Linked DNA regions of Mus musculus: region 1 is linked to region 2. The links are chromatin loops, found by intact Hi-C in ENCODE. Cell type or tissue: left cerebral cortex. All regions are shown on one strand. Each heading gives the region's core, and the rest is flanking DNA. Links, peaks and the distances in the headings are about the cores only. Region 1 has its middle 11 kb from the start of Cyp3a59. Region 2 has its middle 6.5 kb from the start of Cyp3a57.

Evidence for each region. A loop is a pair of places that touch in the nucleus more often than their neighbours do. Peaks named below come from ENCODE experiments on the same cell type or tissue, not always from the same donor. Only the 100,000 strongest peaks of a DNase experiment are listed, where the experiment ranks them.
Region 1: a loop joins it to region 2, with 15 times the contacts of the local background. A loop is called at or near these places in 4 of 42 quality-filtered maps.

The regions. Positions count from the first base shown.
Region 1 is chr5:146,064,599-146,071,117 of GRCm38, reverse strand. It overlaps the pseudogene Gm8458. Among named protein-coding and RNA genes, the nearest start is that of Cyp3a59, 11 kb to the left of the region's middle. In left cerebral cortex, for the core only: no CTCF peak of the experiment used is centred there; no DNase peak of the experiment used is centred there.
Region 2 is chr5:145,335,469-145,341,987 of GRCm38, reverse strand. No RefSeq gene overlaps it. Among named protein-coding and RNA genes, the nearest start is that of Cyp3a57, 6.5 kb to the left of the region's middle. In left cerebral cortex, for the core only: no CTCF peak of the experiment used is centred there; DNase peaks (open chromatin) are centred at 2,705 and 3,020; H3K27ac peaks cover 358 bases.

The sequences.
Region 1 (6,519 bases), core at 2,512-5,011, 730 kb before region 2:
TCTCAGCATGGCACTGTTTACGGTAGAGCTTAGCCTTCAGGCCAATCTTTTTTTTGTTTTTTGTTTTTTTTGTTTTTGTTTTTGTTTTTTGTTTTTGCCTACTTTGAATGTTCATGGGCCTCCGGACCTTCTTTCTTTCTCTTTTTCTCATGGTAGTCCAAAAGATATCCATATCGTTTGCGGTGCAATTCAATATATTCATTTTGTGGCATTTTGACAGCTGCGGAGCAGCGGTCCACGACCTCCCGGGTCTCAAAAAACTCTTAATTTCTGGATGTCACTGGTCCATGAGCCTGCCTCTAAGCAACTCTTATAAAGGCAAATGTTTAATTGTTTCAGAGGTTTAGTCCACCTTTATCACAGTGGGAAGCATGGCACTGTGCAGGCAACTTTGATGCTGGAAGAGTAAAGATTTCTACATCTTGATCCAAAGGCAGAAAGGAGGAGACTGTCTTCTGTAGTGTGGCTGTGTCACACTGGACAGACTTGAGCATATATATGAGACATTAAAGCCCCTCCTCCATGGTGACACACTTCCTTAACAAGGCCACACATCCCTTCTAATAAGGCCATAGCTCCAAATAGTGTCACTTCCCATAGAACAAGCATATTCATACCACTACACCTGGGGACCAAGTTTTCAAATACCTGAGCCTATGAAGGCCATTTTTATTCAAGGCACTATAACATGTGACTAAAGCTTTCTGCCATATAGAACATGTTGCAATCTGAATGATGACAAGGATTTTTTGTTTTGTTACAGAGCCATCAGCTTTTGATAGCCCTTGTTAAATATTAAACAGAGAACTGGACTGACCACATGAACTTCATGAATTTCAGTTTGTCCTCACTCTGTGTCTCTGCCCAAACTACACACTAGGGACAACACCAACGCTGGCATTGGGAAGTCAAGATCTCTATCACAGACTCTCTTGGGTAATGTACATTAAAATGGAATCTAAAGGCAGCTGTTGAGCAGCCACTAATGATGACATGGATCCAATGCTTTCATGTGGCAGTGCCTCATGACTTGTCTCTGTTGATGATTAAACAAAGATCTCAACCTTGAATCCTTAGGATGTTCATAATTCTTCCATCTTCCTTCTCTCCTCCCTTTCAAGTTTCTTTGGTATCTCTATCCATTCCTTTTAAATGTTTGATGATCACCCTCACCCCTTCACCCTCCCCATCATCCTTCATTTCCCCCATTTACTTCCTTTCTCACTCCCAGTGACTTTGTTTATAAGAAAGATTTATTTTAATATTATGTTTATTACTGCTTGCCTGGATGAATATCTGTTCACCACATATGTGTAGTGCCCACAGAGGCCAGATAAGAGCTTTAGATCCCCTGGAGCTGGGATTACAAAGGGTTGTAAACTGCCATGTTGATGCTGAGAATTGAACTTCTGCTAAAGCATCCAGCCTTCTTAACAACAGAGTCATCCTTCTAGCCCTCAGACTCTTCTAGACCAGCATTTCTCACAACCCAGTTCTTCTCTACATGCAGCACTCATGCTGGTAGCCATCTCAGCTGAGTGCCTGTGATTGCAATGGTCCTGGCTTATCTGATAAACAGCATTTTACAGTATTCCTCCCTCCTCATCCTCCAGCCCTTACAATCCCAGAGGGCATCTCTTTGACAGATATAATTTGTGAATAAGCCATTAACTGACTTTTATGGTAAGTAGAGTTCTCACTCCCAGTCTGTACTTGAGAAGAGTCCATTTCAGTATCTCTACGTTGCTGCCTGATAAAGGCTGATTCAAGTCCAAACTAATGAAGGCTTCTGTGTGTGCTGAGGTCATATTTTCCTATTTAACAGGGCCTATATGTGCAATCCAGCACTATAAGAAACAGGAGGTATGTGGCCTTTTAAATTTGCTTTGTGTTTTGTGGTTGTTGTTTGACACTCAAACATCTACTTTTTTCCTAAGAATTTTTATTAATTCTTTTCTTACAATACATTTTGATTGTAACCTATTCAAACTACCACACAACCCTACTTCAATTTTCTCTCTCACCTCTCTTAAATAAACAACCAAAAAGTCAGACTGTCTTAGGTTTCTAATGCTTCGATGAAACACCAGGACCAAATACTAAGTTGTAGAGGAAAGGTTTTCTTTTGCTTACACTTTCATATCACTGTTCACAATTGAAGAAAGTCAGGAGAGAAACTCAAACAGAGCAGGAACATGGAGGCAGGAGCTGATTCAGTCTTGGAGGGATGATGCTTACTGGCTTCTCTACATGAGTTGCTCAGCCTGCTTTCTTATAGAACCCAGGACTACCAGCTCAGGGATGGGCCCCACCTACAATGGGCTGAGCCCTCCTGTAGCAATAATTAATTAAGAAAATGCCCTACAGCTGGATATTATGGAGGCATTTTTATCTGATGTTCACTCTTCTCAGAGGACTTTACCTTGTGCCAAGTTAATATAAAACTTATGCAGCACACAGGCAATAAAAGAACAGTGCTAGGACAGGTTCCAGACAGATGGTGTCCCAGCACTGTGAGGGACAAGGTGACATGGGTTCTAACCACTAACCAAGAAGTTATCTGCAATTGATATACCTTGGCAAAGGAAAAATCAGTTTTCTCTGATAGAGTCTCCTTGGGTATATTAACCACATCTCAGACTGGACCATGACCAGCAATGGCTGAGCGAACGTAAAGCAACTACTTATTAAGACTCTATTTTGATCTCTATTTCCTGGGGGAAAAATATTAAAGAGATCTTGACTTTCAGTGTCCAGACCCAAAACCGTTCGTTGGCAAGAGTTCCCGGAGTGAGCTGAATTCCCTTTCTCAATTCACCTGGCGTAGTGTGATTACATTAAGCTTACATGATCAGGTGTTATTTAATATTCAATGAAGTTTATGACAGTGAGCTAGCATTGTAGAGCAATATCAGATAGGGGCTGCCATTGACGTTATGTGAGTTGCAACATGTTCTGGTTTGGCTGTTGGTTTTAATTACCAGCACCATCTTCTTCCCTTCCATGTTCCCCAGTCTGAAACCTTGGACAGTTTGAACATAGGTCACAGTATCAAAGAATGTGGGAACCAAGACATGGTAGTTCCGAGGACCACAGAGCAATCAGGAGTAAAATTGTCTCCCCATGCTCAGGTGAGTGAGTTAGAGTTAAAACCCTTGTTTTATAAATGTTTGTTACGATAAGCAAGAGAGTGGGGTGTTTGAGCAGAAGCTTAAAGTAAGAGAGATTACAGAATCTTCAGGGTGCAGCACATTCTTACAGCGAAAAGCATAGTAGGAAATTTCAAATCATTCTAATCCTCTGCATCATTAGGATTTACTCTTGACATCTGAAAAAAATGAAAATTCTAAATAATAACAACTAATAGGGTTATTTATGATTTAGTGGCATAAAGAGCAAAGCATGTGAAATGGTTCCTTCTTGAGGCATGAATTCCCCCTGAGGACTATTATGCTCTACTGACTTATTGCTGAGGCTGTGCTCCCTGGAAAGTGCTGATGGAATGGCTTTTCACAGAAGAGATGGATATTAATTGTGGATGTAGCAGGTCTGGTTTTGGATGCTGCTGTGTAAGACTTCCCTTGGACAGATGGCAGAAAGATTTCTATACAGTGCAACTTGGTGACCCAGTGAGCTTCTTGGAGTCACTTACAGGAATATGGGTAAGGGATGACTTCTAGGAGCAGGGACCACTCAAAGGCAGTTACATCATCCAAAAGCCCACCCCAGGGGAGATGATGATTCATACATGCCACATCCCTGGGACAGTGTATGGCTTGCAGGTACTAGACAGACCAGTGTCTCCTGAGGCAGTATCTGATTCTAGAGGTCTCTCCTCAGCAAGTGTTATTGCTTCTGTGACTTGGCAAGGAGCCTCACAGACCTTTATCACAGTGTTTACTTCCTGACTCCCAGGAGCCTCCTTCCTCCCTCTAGAAAGAAATGCTTCAGTTCAGAGGAAATAATGTCACATTAGATGTTTCAAACTTTCCTCCACATGTTATGGTATGCTACTACATGAGGGCTGTGGATGAAATCCCCATAGAATTGTTCCCTTTCTATAAAGTGTGTGAAACAGCCAATAGGTTACTCATTTGGTGCCTTAGTTAGGTTTCCATTGCTGTAAAGAGAAACCATGGCCAAGGCAACTCTTATAAGGGACAACATTTAATTGGGGCTGGCTTGCAAGTTGAGAGGTTCAGTCCATTATCATAACAGAAATCAGGGCAGTGTCCAGGCAGGCATGGTATGATAGAAGATGAGAGTTCTCCATCCTGTTGTGAAGGCAAACAGAAGACTGTCTTGCAGGTAACTAGGAGGAAATTCTCAAAGCCCACTCACACAGTGACATATTTCCTCCAACAAGGCCACACCTACTCCAACAAGGCCATATCCCCTAACAGTGCCACTTCCTTGGCTAAGCATATTCAAACCACTACAATTAAGATGAAGGGAGAAATTTCCCAATGGGAGAATAGCTGTGCTGAGGTTCAGTCCTCAAAAGCAACAAATTCTCCAAATAGCCTTTGGAACCATCCACAGCATGACACAGGTGTTCTGCCTCATTCCAGACTTTGATTTATTTATCACAAATCTCTCTAACACCTATGGTGACACAGAAATGAGTCAAAATGGACAACGTGGAGGTAAGCAGAGGGGGACACATCCCTAACATGTACTTAAGGAGTCACACTCTGGTGTGGAGAAAGACATTCAACAGGAAGGCAGACAAAATTTAGTCATCACAAATCATTTCACTGATAAAAAAAGATCTGACTAGGGTGCTAAGACAAACATAATGATTCTTCCTTTTAAATTCCTAGATTTATTCAGATACATAAAATACTACAGGTATATATAACATGAAAGCTGAACAGGAACTGTCTAGGGACCAGGGGAAAGAGGGATGAAGAGGAGGGAGAAAGAAGAGAGGAAATGAGAGAGAAGAAGGAGAAGAAGAGAGAAGACAAGGAAATATTCCCAAAGCATGCTTTATTTTACACTTGTGTGAAAATGTGTTTATGTGATCTGGTGTCATGTACAATGAATATAAGCCAGTGGAAAAATTAAAATACTGATTTAAAAAGTAACATGAGGGCCTGGAGGCATAGCTCAGCAGTTAATAGTGTTTGTTGCTCTTATAGAGGATCTGAGTTCAGTTCCCAGCACCCACACAGCAGCTCATGACCATCCTTAATTCCAGGAGATCCTACTCCCTATTAAGACTACTGTGTCCTCCAGGCATGTATACATGCAGGTGAAGCATTCATACACAAAAACACATAAACCTAAAGGATAAAGGAATTTTAAAAGGAATGGAATCTAGTAGCCAACATGTCAGTAAAGTCTTTCTTGAGAAATTATTTGTGTGTGTGTGTGTGTGTGTGTGTGTGTGTGTGTGTGTGTGTGTGTACAACCTCATAGGATGACCAGCAGTCTCAACTAACCAGGACATCAGATAACCCTGCCCTCTTCTGATTTGCTCTGGTCAGAGTTTTATCACAGCAACAGAAGGAAAATCTAAGACATGTCTCTCTGGTGCAACTTTAGCATATTTCTCTTGAGTGTGACTGTCAAGATCTATGAATCACACCTCATGTCACAAAGAAGCCTGATAGGAGACCACACCAATCATTCCCATACTATTACCATACCGGTAATGCCTCCTGTAGTCCATTGAGTAGGTAGAAGTAATGAGTGATCTTAAAATGCTCTGCACATGCTATTATCTTATATCAATATAAGTTCAACTTCACAGCTTCCCTAAATTGAACTGCATAGACTGATTTTAAAATTGTTCCCAAATCTCAACTTACCAGAGTCTGTTTCTTTCCTCCTAGTTACCCTGGTAGAGATTGAATATCTGGACATACTTGTCACTTAAATCCTCAGATTAAATCCAATTGGCAACAGGCTTGAGAGTGTCAGTAAGAAATGTTTGAAGTGTTTATTCCCAAAGGAACAAGAGTGACAGTCCTAACCTTTGCTCTCCATTGAGACGAACAGTACTGGCCAGAGCTGGAGAAAAAAGGAACGCAAGACACCCCAGAAGGGACCCCCAGCCCTGAACTGTGCTGGTGTAAGCATGTGGCACATCTGTCACTGCAGATGTCAGATATAGGCTTTGAATTCATTTGTGTATATGTATTTTTGGACTGATTTTTTTTCCTCATTCAGATTTAAAATTTTTTTTTTTTACGTATTTTCCTCTTTTACATTTCCAATGCTATCCCAAAAGTTCCCCATACCCCTCCCCCTCCAACTCCCCGACCCACCCACTCCAACTTTTTGGCCCTGGAGTTCCCCTGTACTGGGGCATATAAAGTTTGCAAGTCCAATGGGCCTCTTTACAGTGATGGTCGACTAGGCCATCTTTTTTTTTTAAATTTTTTTATTAGGTATTTTCCTCGTTTACATTTTCAATGCTATCCCAAAGGTTCCCCATATCCACCCCCCCAATCCCCTACCCACCCACTCCCCCTTTTTGGCCCTGGCGTTCTTCTGTACTGGGGCATCTAA
Region 2 (6,519 bases), core at 1,753-4,252:
TGCGCCACCTCTCCAGTTTCTTCTATGACGTTTCAAAGGTTCATCTCAGCATCAAGATCTAATTTTAACATTTTTTGGTAATTTCATTCATATATATAAAGAAGCTTTGGTCATTTTTACCCCATTTTAACTTGCATCTTCTTTCCACAGAAACCATTCTTCTCAACAAATCCCTCTGCCACTTTCTCTCTCTCTCTCTCTCTCTCTCTCTCTCTCTCTCTCTCTCTCTCTCTCTCTCTTTCTTTTAAATGTTTGATGTTCATCCTCTCCCCATCATCCTTCAATTCCCTCATTTATCTCCATTCTCACCTCCACTGACTTTGTTTAAAATAAATATTTATTTTAATATTATGTGTATTACTGCTTGCCTGGATGAATATCTGTGCACCACATATGTGTAGTGCCCACAGAGGCCAGATAAGAGCTTTAGATCCCCTGAAGCTGGGATTGCAAAGGGTTGTAAACTGCCATGTCGATGCTGAGAATTGAACTTATGCTAAAGCAGCCAGCATTATTAACAACAGAGTCATCCTTTTAGCCCTCAGACTCTTCTAGACCAGCATTTCTCACAACCCAGTTCTTCTCTACATGCAGCTCTTGTGCCAGTAGCCATCTCAGCTGAGTGCCTGTGATTGCAATGGTCCTGGCTTATCTGATAAACAGCATTTCACAGTATTCCTCCCTCCTCATCCTCCAGCCCTTACAATCCCAGAGGGCATCTCTTTGACAGATATAATTTATGAATAAGCCATTAACTGCCTTTTATGGTAAGTAGAGTTCTCACTCCCAGTCTGTACTTGAGAAGAGTCCATTTCAGTATCTCCACCTGCCTGATATAGGCTGATTCAAGTCCAATCTAATGAAGGCTTCTGTGTGTGCTGAGGTCATATTTTCCTATTTAACAGGGCCTATATGTGCAATCCAGCACTATAAGAAACAGGAGGTATGTGGCCTTTTTAATTTGTTTTGTGTTTTTGTGGTTGTTGTTTGACACTCAAACATCTACTTTTTTCCTAAGAATTTTTTATTAATTATTTTCTTACAATATATTTTGATTATGTTTTCCCCTCCCTCAATTCCTCCCCACCTTCTTACTCACCTGTCTTAGTTAGGATTTCATTGCTGCAAGAAGACATAATGACCATGACAATTCTTATGAAGAAAAACATTAAATTGAGGCTGGTTTGCAGTTTCACAAGTTTAGCCCATTATCATCATGGCAGGAAGCATGGCAGCATCCAGGCTAACATGGTACCAGAGAAGGAGCTGAGAGTTCTACCTCTTGATCTGAAGGCAGCAGAAGGAGATATTAATTCTATACTGGGCAGAGTGTGAGCATAGGAGATCCCAAAACTCACCCTCAGAGTGACACACTTCCTCCAACAAGGCCACACCTCCTAATAGTGCCATTCTACATGGGTCAAACATTCAAACACATGAGTCTATATGGGCCAAACCTATTCAAACCACCACACCACCCTACTTCAATTTTCTCTCTCACCTCTCTTAAACAAACAAACAAAAAAGAAAGTCTGTGTTAGGTAGGGCTTCTAAGGCTTCAATGAAACAACATGACCAAAAAACAAGTTGGGGAGGCAAGGGTTTCTTTGGCTTACACTTTCATATCACTGTTCAAAATTGAAGGAAGTCAAGACAGGAACTAAAGCAGGGCAGGAACATGGAAGCAGGAGCTGATGCAGCCCTGAAGGGATGATGCTTATTGGTTTGCTCAACATGACTTACTCAGCCTGCTTTTTTATTGAACCCAGGACTAACAGCTCAGAGATGGGCCCCACCTACAACAGGCTGAGCAGTCCTGTAGCAATAATTAATTAAGAAAATGCCCTACAGCTGTATATTATGGAGGCATTTTTTATCTGATGTTCACTCCTCTCAGAGGACTTCATCTTGTGGCAAGTTGATATAAAACTTACGCAGCACATAGGCAATAACAGAACAGTTCTGGGACAGGTACCAGACAGATGGTGTTCCAGCACTGTGACACACAAGGCAACATGGGTTCCCACCTCTAACCAAGAAACTATCTACAATTGATATGCCTTGGCAAAGGAAAAAAAAACCGTTTTCTCCAGTGGAGTCTCTTGGGTATATTAACCACATTTCTGGCAGAACCAACGCCAAGCAACTACTTATTAAGACTCTAATTTTGATCTCCATTTCCTGGGGGAAAGTATTAAAGAGATCTTGACTTTCAGTGTCCAGACCCCAAACCGTTCCTTGGCATGAGTTCCTGGAGTGAGCTGAATTCCCTTTCTCAATTCACCTGGAGTAGTGTGATTACATTAAGCTTACATGATCAGTTGTTATTTAATATTCAATGAAGCTTATGACAATGAGCTAGCATTGTAGAGCAATATCAGATAGGGGCTGCCATTGATGTTATGTGAGTTGTAACATGTTCTGGTTTGGCTGTTGGTTTTAATTACCAGCACCACCTTCTTCCCTTCTATGTCCCCCAGTCTGCAACCTTGGACAGTTTGACCATAGCTCACAGTATCAAAGTACGTGGAATAAAGACATGTTAGTTCTGAGGACCACAGAGCAATCAGGACTAAAATCACCTCCCCATGTTCAGGCAATTGAACTAGAGTTAGTACAGTTGTTTTAGAACTATTTGTTAAGATAAGCAAGAGACTGGGGTGTTTTAGCAAATGTTTGAAGTAAGAGGGATTACAAACGTGGAGCACAGCACATTCTTACTCAACTACAGGAACAGTAAAAAATTTCAAATCTTTCTAATCCTCTGCATCGTTACAATTTATTTTTGTCATCTGAAAAATATGAAAGTTCTAAATAATAGTAACTCATAGGGTTATTTATGATTCAGTGGCATAAAGAGCAAAGCATGTGAAATGGTTCCTTCTTGAGGCATGAATTCCCCCTGAGGACTATTATGCTCTACTGACTTATTCCTGAGGCTGTGCTCCCTGGAAAGTGCTGATGGAATGGCTTTTCACAGAAGAGGTGGATACCAATTGTGGAAGTAGCAAGTCTGATTTTGGATGCTGTTCTGTAAGACTTCTCCTTGGACAGATGGCAGAAGTATTTCTCCACAGTGCAACTTGATGACTCAGTGTGCTTCTTGGAGTCACTTACAGGAATATGGGTGAGGGGTGACTTCTAGGAGCAGGGACCACTCAAAGGCAGCCACATCATCCAAAAGCCTGCCCCAGGAGAGATGACAATTGACAAAATTTAACCCACCAAGTTTGGATAGGAGATCTCTGTGGAAATTTATATGGTGTCAATGGGCTCCTGATGAATTCTTTCAAGGAGTTTGTGAATAAGCTACTAAAAATAACTAGTAGAATTTTTTGGAGATCACCAAGTAGGGGTTCCTTTTGTTACACAATTGTCTTATGAGAATGCTAATACAGCTCAATGTGGGCATCTGGTCATACAAAGCAAAGGCAGACTTACCTGGATATATTCACCTTTGTACAGAAATTGTGCCCTCATACAATCAGGGTCTTGCTATGGCTGCTGCCTTGCAGGGGACTACAGTACAAGCAATGCTTTCACAGCACCAAGGTTATAAGGAATGCTTTAATTATGATGGGCATAAATCATTTTAGGAAAGACTGTCCAAAAATAGAGGCATAGATAGACAATAGAATCGCTCCCTGGAATCTGTCCTCACTGCAGGAGGGATAATCATTGGGCAATAGGCTCAAATTAAGAAATATTTACATTTGAGTTAATGCAAAGCTCAGAGTGGTCACAGGAAGGTTTGTGTGGCACTGCTTTTGTCTTGAAAACCCTGCATATGGAAGTTTTTGGGTCCTCGCCTCTTCTCTGGGTAATTACTTTTAAGCCAAAACAGCATTATTACAGATATATCCAGGTATTGTTCAAAATAAAGTTTATACTTAAGATTTATGAAAAGTCTATGAGGCTGTGGAACTTGTAGAAGCATTACAATCTGGCCTGCCTACTCCATAAAGAATTATTATTGATTTGGAGGGTTTTATTTTTCTTAGCATCCTAATAATTTTAAAGGGTTTGCTTCTAGTGAGCTTGTAATCATTGGAAAGTTTTGCCTCTAGGAATGGCTAGTAGCCTTACATTATGTAAAATAATTTTTGTCTCTTCTTCAATACAAGAAGTTAGGACTTTGAATCTTTCAGTGTATATTATTCATTACATGTATATTTTATTAGCTAATCCTTCTGACAGGGAATTTTACTACAAACCTTTGCTCTTATACAATGAGCTTTAAATTTTTGGGGAGTAGTTGTTGCTCCAGAAAAGATTTAAAGGCAATATCTTTTTCAATATTTGGGGCCTCAATTATATCCTAGAAAATTGTGGGACAGAAAATTCAAGAAAGAAAACATGATTTACTCACTTCAAATTATTTTCAAAAGCTTCCAGGAGATGTTAATTGGCTAAGTCCTCACATTAAGCTCACCATAGGAGGACTTAAGCCTTTGTTGGATGTTCACAAGGAGGATGCAAATTAATTGATGAGGGATGAATAGTTTCACAGAAAGTAGAGGAAGCTGCTATAGTCAATTGCTGATTGTTTATGTTATGTGCCCCCCAGCAATACTTTAATAAACAGAGCATTAATGTTGATTCATCTTTCTTCATCTCCAAGTAAAGTTTTAACATCTTGCCACACCCACTCCAGTGGAGTCTGAATGACAAGGACAAATGCTTGGCCATAGTCCTGAGGCAAAAAGTTTCATGGAAACTGGTCTCCTGGAGGTCCTTGGCATTCCATAACACGGATGTGGTCCAGTTTTGTCCTTGCTATAGTCGATAGAGGGTTTTGTGTGCTTTCTTTTAATATTGTTTTATTATAAGTGCCCTGTTATTCGACGCGTTCTCACGACCGGCCAGGAAGAACACAACAACCAGAATCTTCTACGGCAAAGCTTTATTGCTTACATCTTATGGGGCCAGAGTGTAAGAAGCAAGAGAGAGCGAAGCAAGAGAGAGAGAAAACGAAACCCCTTTCCTCTTTAAAGAGAACAACAATTGCCTAGGACGCATCACTCCCTGATTGGCTGCAGCCCATGGCCGAGCTGACGTTCACGGGAAAAACAGAGTACAAGTAGTCGTAAATACCCTTGGCTCATGCGCAGACTATTTGTTTACCAACTTAGAACACAGGATGTCAGCGCCATCTTGTGACGGCGAATGTGGGGGCGGCTTCCCACAGTTCCCCCTTTTCTATTAATAAGAGCAAATAGGCCACCCATATTAATGAGAGTGGAGATAGAGGTCAAATCCCCAGTGTGTAGGTAAAGGAACCATGTACAGGATTAGCTCTTAGGCTCACAGGCTTTTACCCAGAGCAACCCTGACCTGCTCCCGTGTCGTTTTGCCTGGGGGAAGGGAACTAGGACACTGAACCTTCATGAAAGATGACATGTCTCCCTAGAATAGGCTCATATATGCCGCAGAGCCTTTCCATTGCAGTGCTTAGCCTTGCAACTCTCTCGGGCTGCTGAAGCACACTCACTCTATCTCGTGCAATGAGTCTAGCCTCGTGAGATATAAGAGCTGAGTGGCCAGCGACCTATTGCCTAAGCATAGATAACCATATATCAGGGGAAGCTCCATGTTCTAGTCCTGCAAGCGCCTGGGCAATAACCACCTTGTCTCTCCTAGTTTGGGCCTTAAGCTTACAGACCAATCAAAGAAGCAACACTAATCCACAGCAAAGTGTATCTCCAAATAATATTAATCCCACCCAATTTTTTAAAGAAAGAAAATGCTGAGGAGATCCAATTGGGTAATCCTTTGGTCAGCGACAGGTCCAAGCGCGTGGAGTTGACCTGAAGTCTCAATTCTCGAAGGATCTGTTCAAATTCAGCCATCCAATTCTGTAACATATACTGAAAAAGACTTTTTGACAAATTAGCTGCCCTAGTAAATTTAACATACTGAATGGAAATAACACACAATCCCGGAAACTATTGTTCACATCCCTGCTGAGTTATTTGTCATAATACATCTAGTTGTATCTGGACAAGATCTATGAGTTGATTAACCAGCATGAGACCTCTCTGTATCTTGACATTAGCTGAGGCCTGTTTATCTATGACTGTAGTCACTGAGGCTGACAAAGTGTTAATGGTGTCAGTTGTCTGGACCTGTCCAGACAGAGCCAAGGCTGTCTGAATTAAGGCCAAACCCAGTTCCCAGTTAGTGGTAAAAAAGCAGGAGAATACTTGAGCATTATACATCACCGTCATTGGGAGTGGGAATGTCGACATTATCCCCCAACGCTGCTCTCTCTTTATTATTGACGCCCTGGACATCACCAAGACGAGGGACATTAGTATTCCCTTGGTCAGTCTGGATTTTTCGGGTGAGTCTTTCTGGTACCCAAAATGGGTTGTCTTCATTCTGTGGGAAAACACAGATAGCTCCCCTGGATCTTATCAAGATAGGATCCGGGCCATACCATTTATTATCAAGAACATTTTTCCATTTAACCATCTCATTGGGCCTATCTGGCTCTGAACAATGACGTTCAGCCGCAGT